2 separate regions of the Homo sapiens genome follow, and region 2 is linked to region 1. Evidence: chromatin contacts called from ENCODE Hi-C or POLR2A ChIA-PET data. All regions are on one chromosome and are shown on one strand. Each heading gives the region's core, a stretch centred on a gene start or an enhancer-like site at or near the end of the contact. The rest is flanking DNA. Distances are from core to core; before and after follow the strand shown. Region 1 has its middle 220 kb from the start of LINC02653. Region 2 overlaps LINC02653 (long intergenic non-protein coding RNA 2653).

The links. A loop is a pair of places that touch in the nucleus more often than their neighbours do. ChIA-PET counts read pairs that join two places held with the same protein, here RNA polymerase II (POLR2A). Pooled maps may share reads with other maps.
Region 2: a loop to region 1 is called in a map of IMR-90, with 2.7 times the contacts of the local background. The contact joins two enhancer-like sites. A Hi-C loop is called at or near these places in 4 of 168 maps with a recorded cell type or tissue (IMR-90, PC-3, PC-9 and 1 more), 1 of 37 single-sample maps with no recorded cell type and 5 of 50 pooled maps. POLR2A ChIA-PET finds 5 or more read pairs at or near these places in 2 of 52 experiments (AG04450 and GM12878).

Annotation. Positions count from the first base shown.
Region 1 is chr10:90,318,293-90,321,239 of GRCh38, forward strand. No RefSeq gene overlaps it. Among named protein-coding and RNA genes, the nearest start is that of LINC02653, 220 kb to the right of the region's middle. RefSeq lists enhancers at 720-1,455, 1,456-2,189. Within about 2 kb of position 1,404, at least 2 of the 41 ENCODE cell types and tissues checked have a DNase peak (open chromatin) inside an H3K27ac peak, as active enhancers do; they include PC-3, where a contact is called at or near this core.
Region 2 is chr10:90,418,034-90,421,051 of GRCh38, forward strand. All of the region lies in intron 3 of LINC02653 (long intergenic non-protein coding RNA 2653), which reads right to left. Among named protein-coding and RNA genes, the nearest start is that of LINC02653, 120 kb to the right of the region's middle. Within about 2 kb of position 1,283, at least 3 of the 41 ENCODE cell types and tissues checked have a DNase peak (open chromatin) inside an H3K27ac peak, as active enhancers do; they include PC-3, where a contact is called at or near this core.

The DNA of each region.
Region 1 (2,947 bases), core at 154-2,653:
AGAGGAATTGGGAACAACAACTTGCATATAAAGGTAAGTATCAGAGCTGGAAATAAAGCTAAGATTTTCTGATCTTTAAATACAATACTGTTGGGCCTAGCACACTCTTGCGGTGAATGAGCATAGCAGGTACATATAGGCAAATTATGAATTAGTTTGTAATTTTTAATTTCAGAGAAGATATGCAGCTGACGATAAAATTTGAGGGTCATCAGAGTACAAATCCTTCGTAACCATGAGACTAGATTATTTGTAGTTTATGGTAATAATAAAGCCAAAAGTGTGACCTTGGAGGTAAATGGGTAAACTATGGTTGAGAGATAGATTCTTGAAAGATAGAGTGTCAAGGAACTTAGAGATTAAGACATTGAAAGGATCATCGACATGAATATTAAAAACCACCAAAAATGATGGCAATAATAGAATTGGAAAGAGTTCATTGAGCCAGGCTCTAAAAGCTTTAGGCAGTGAGAGAGTAATCTGGGGATCTGAAGAGGAGCACAACTAGAAGGACCAGTCGGTGTTCTAGTTGGATGACCTGTTGTGTAAAGCTCTGTGTGTGTGTAGCAGTAGCAGGAAAGGGGAAGTCAGGAAATGGGAAAGAGAAGTGGTCTGAAGTGGTGATGACAAGGAAGGCATATAACAATCTCCTTCAGAGACCAGCAGCAAGAGGGTTTTAGAGAGAAAATACCCTCCACTTAGGGGTTCTACAAGGAAAGCAGTGAGCTTAGGGTGACCCAGTTTTTAGCAAGATGGCAAAGGAAGCATTCAGAGAATAGTCTGAAGATACGGGAGATTTTGCTCCCGATTGATCTTGAGTCTAAGAATTTACAGTGGAAGGGTTTCAGAGCTTGAAGTAGCATGGGCGATGGATTAGGAGTTATTTGTATGAAGTGACAGGAAGATAAAAATCTGAGGGATAAAGGATGACCTGGGAGTCTGGGCTGCTCTGGTGATTCGAAGCAGAAATCAATGGCACCATGAGCTGAGCCTTGATGGTGCTGAAGCAGGTGGTAATGATAAGTCTGTGAGTATTCATGAAGGAGAACATGTGGGTGTCTGAGTCTCTGCTGGTGTGGAGTCAAAGAAAAGGCCAGGTTTTATCTGCACTGGCCAAGGCTCTGGGGTTTCCTTCTCATTACTGTAGAAGTCACTGCATATCCTATTTGTATTTTATCCCCAGTGCCATCCAGTGCACAGAGATGAAGCTCAGTAAATGTTTGTTGACTGAGAACAGTCCCTGTTTACGATAAACTAATAATAAACATTTGTTAAATTTGAAGACTGGAAATAATGTACATGAAACAATTGTGAATAACTTGGCATGTCTGTGGAGTTTTTCATACCAGATGCTGTTAAGCTTCGCATGGCAGAATGATCTGAGAATGAGTCATCACTGACTCATGGATCCAGCTTGTTTCACCTGCAGCGCTCACTTTAAGTCACAATGACCTTTTCTGACTACTTGTAATGGCAGCACAGTGGGGACTGCAGTTCCTGGAGAGTGCACCATTAATAGAGTAGTTAGCCAGTACTGTTTTGTTGTCCCTCGGAGTAAAAGGGAAAGTGAAGCAAGAGAACAGAGATTTAATACTACATATTTTTTCACTCAATTGAGAAATACAACTGAAAAAAAATATATATCCTTATAAAACTTACTGTTTTAAAAGCGCAGTCCTTGCAAGTTGATTTGGGTGTTTTCAGATAGTGAAAAACTTTTAAAAGATATTAAATTATTACTTTTACTTATGAAGAATAAAAGGTAACATAGAGACATAGAAATCAAGAAATCCTCGAGTATTTTCTTTAGAAACACCCCGATTAGAGAAGGAGTTTCCGTTTTTAAGAGAAAATTAAACCAGATGACCTTAAGTCCTTTTTAACACAAGTTTGTATTAATACCAATTAATAAATTAATCAGATTTGAAAGATTTGTGGACAAATGCCTTTATAACGTTCTTAACTGATATGGACTGAACTGTATGCCCCCCCTTTCCCCCTGGAATTCATATCCTAAAGCTGTAACTCCCAGTGTGACTGTATCTGGAAATAGGGTCTTTAGAAGGTAATTAAGGTTAAATGAAGTCATAGGGAAGGATCCTAATCCCGTAGGACTGTGGCCTTAAAAGAAGAGAAAGAGATGTATGAGTTCCTTATATATTTTGGATATTAAACCTTTATCACATATGTGGTTCGCAAATATTTTCTCTCACTCTGTAGGTTGGCCTTTCATTTTGTTGATTGTTTCCTTTGCTGTGAAGAAGCATTTTACTTTTATGTAGTCCCGTCTGTTTATTCTTATTTTTTGCTTTTTTGCCTGTGTTTTTGGAGTGATATCCAAAAAATCCTTGCCAAGGCCAATGTCAAGGGGCATCCCCCTGCCCCATCCTTTTTTTTTTTTTTTAGACAGACAGGGTCTTACCCTGTCACCCAGGCTGGAGTTTAGTGGAGCAGTATCACAATCATAGCCATGGCATCAGACTCCTGGGCTCAAGCTATCTTCCTGCCTCAGCCTCCCAAGTAGCTGGAACTACAGGCATGAACATATAAACCTCCTAGGAGTTTTACAGTTTCAGGTCTTACATATTCCGGGCTGTGGGGGAAATGAGGAGATGTTGGTCTGGTTGAAGAGTACAAACTTTCAGTTCTAAGATGAATAAGTTCCAATATACAGCATGGTGACTATAGTTAATACTTTATTGTTTATTTGAAATTTGCTAAAAGAGTAGACCTTAAGTGTCCTCACTTCTCTTGGACAAACCAAAAGTGCAACTATGTGTGGTAATAGAAGTGTTGATTAATTTGATTGTGGTAATCATTACACAAAAATATACGTATGTCAAATCATAATGTTGTATACTTTGAGTATACAAAATTTTTATTTGTCAATTATACTTTAATAAAGCTAGGAGGGAAAAGAAGATGAAGAAAGAAAGACTTCTCTGTC
Region 2 (3,018 bases), core at 33-2,532, 100 kb after region 1:
CTCATCCTTGACTCAGAGTAAATCTCTTTAAATATTTTACAGAGTTTGACTCTTTTCATCAACATAAACAAACCCATTGTGCTGCCAGTTGTAAAAAGTATAGGACACACAATTATGTACAGTACATAATACTTGATGATAACAAATGGCTATGTAAATGGTTTATGAATTTATTATACTATATTTTTATTGTTATTATAGAGTTTACTTCTTCTAGTTACAGGGAAAAAAAAAGTTAACTGTAAAACTGCTGCAAGTCGATCCTTCAAAAGGTATCATAGGAGATGGTAGCTCTATGTGCGTTATGCGTGGAAGACCTTCTGGTGGGATAAGATGTGGACATGAAAAACTATGATACTGATGATCCTGAACATGTGTAGCCCTAGGCTAATGTGTGTGTTTGTGTCTCATATTTAACAAAAAGGTTAAAAAGTTCAAAAAATAAATATATATATATATATATTTTTTGAGACAGAGTCTCACTCTGTCGCCCAGGCTGGGGTGCAGTAGCACGAACTGGGCTCACTGCAGCCTTCACTTCCCAGGTTCCAGTGATTCTCCTGCCTCACCCTCCCAGGTAGCTGGGATTACAGGCGTGTGCCACCACACCTGGCTAATTTTTGTATTTTAAGTTGAGATAAGGTTTCACCATGTTGACCAGGCTGGTCTTGAACTCCTGGCCTCAGGTGATCCTCCTGCTTGAGCCTCCCAAAATGCTGGGATTACAGGTGTGAAGCACTGTGCCCAGCCAATAAAATATTTTTAAAATAGAAAAAAGCTTAGAGAATATGAATATAAAGAAAATATTTTGTGCAGTTGCATGTGTTTGTGTTTTAACCTGTATTAGTACAAAAGAGTCAAAAAGTTTCAAAAAACTAAAAAGTTTACAAAGTAAAAAAGCTACTGTAAGCTGAGGTTAGCTTATTATTGAAGAAATTTCTTTTTATAAACATAGAGTAGCCTAAGTACACAGTGTTTATAAAGTGTACAATAGAGTACAGTCATGCCGTAGGCCTTCACATTCACTCGCCACTCACTCACTGACTCACCGAGAGCAACTTCCTCTCCTACAGGCTCCATTCATGGTAAGTACTCTATACAGATGTACCATTTTTTAATATCTTTTATACCATATTTTTACTCTACCTTTTCCATGTTTAGATACACACATACTTAACTTTTTGTTGCAATTGTCTGCAGTATTCAGAAGAGTAACATGCTGAACAGGTTTGTAGCCTAGGAGCAATAGGCTGTACCACATAACCCAGGTGTGTAGCAGGCTGTACCCTCTATAGGTTTGCGTAAGTACACTTAATGATGTTCACACAATGACAAAACCGCCTAATGATGCATTTCTCGATTGTATTCCCATCATTAAGCAACATATGACTGTACTTGCAAAAACAGATACAGGCCGCATCTGGTCTATAAACTATAGTTTGTTGACTCCTGCCATAAAGCCCCTTATCTCATATAGATAATACAGAAGAGAAACAGGATTTCAGAGAGCTGGCTTCCAGTTCTGTCACTGACCCTAATGGCTATGTTGTTTTAGACAATCTCCTTATCTCACTGCCTACTTGAACTATAAAAAGAAAAAGGTAAACACTAAGATCTCTTCCAAAGTCTAAAATCCTTAATTATTGATTACCCTAGATAATTCTCATAAAACCTCCTTTCTTAGGTTGTAGAACCTGGAAACAATTTCATCATCGCAAACCATTAAAGCTTATATTTAGCACATGGATCATTGTCATGGGATATTGGCCAATGAATATGAATAAAATTTCTTTATTAGAAAGAAGAAGTTTATGCTAAAAGGAAAAACTAGTTGGAAAAACTTTAATGGTACAGCGAATTTATTTTTGGCATTTCATATTTTATCAAGCTCCCATATTATGTTGAATGTATCAAATGTACTCAAATCCTTTCTAATTTTTTAAATATTTCATTCAAATAAGTATTTTATTAATGTGGCATCATTATTTCAAAGTTTTTACCCTACTTAATATAAAATATTATTTGGAAGAAGGAGTTAAAGTATTTAATGAAAATAAACATATAAATAGTTAGAAAATCAAATTAGCTGTCAACTATTCCATTAGAGACAGTGGTGGTTGTTATAATGCTTAAGGACAGAAAAGCTAATAAAATACATTAATTATAAATGTGTTTGAATTTTTAACACACATTTAATAAAATTTATAAAAATTAAACTTTTGGAAATTTTTCTTAAATACAAACAAAAGAAAAATATAAAATAATGAGCATTCCATCACAGAAATAGATCAAGAAATACCTGATGAATGTTAAACGTATTCTTTTATAAATGTGTACATTACATAAGGATTTGGATTTACCAAAGATAATTCCAGTTTTACAAGTTTATAAAGTCAAACTAAATTCTACTTCTTACTATGTTAACTGAAACACTTTAAAAATGTTCTATCTATCTGTAGTAGTGTCAACAATGAAAATGAAGTTAAAAATAAAAAAAAAGTTCTTTGTAGGCAGGATATAGCAGAGAAGAGTCAACAGGTGCTGAGACATGGATGAGAAAAATTTAAAACAATAGACTTTTTAATAAAATGTGAAGACATTTTTACAGATTTCCACAGATGAGGAACATTGCAAACCCAAAGTTCTAACTCACCTACATCATACAGTTGATTATTGGCAGAGCTGAAGCTAAAGCTTGTGAGTCTTAGTTCCTATTCTTGGGTTATTTCTACTCTACCACTTTCAGCCTATGTGGTGAAAAGTAACATGAAAACAGTAAAATGGCAAAGCCTAAATGTGCTATCAGCTGGAAATCAAGGCTTTCTTTGAGACAACCACAGAACTAGTCTAAGCATGCTGCCTGAAAGAGATGAAACGAAAGAAAGTGTGGGAAAATGGGAAATGCAAATAACACTAGGCAAAGAGAATATCTGGAATAATTACTTGAAACAACAACAAAAACTGTGTAAGATGAGAGGACTGTTTTATATACTCTCTTGAGAGCAAAAGAAATATAAG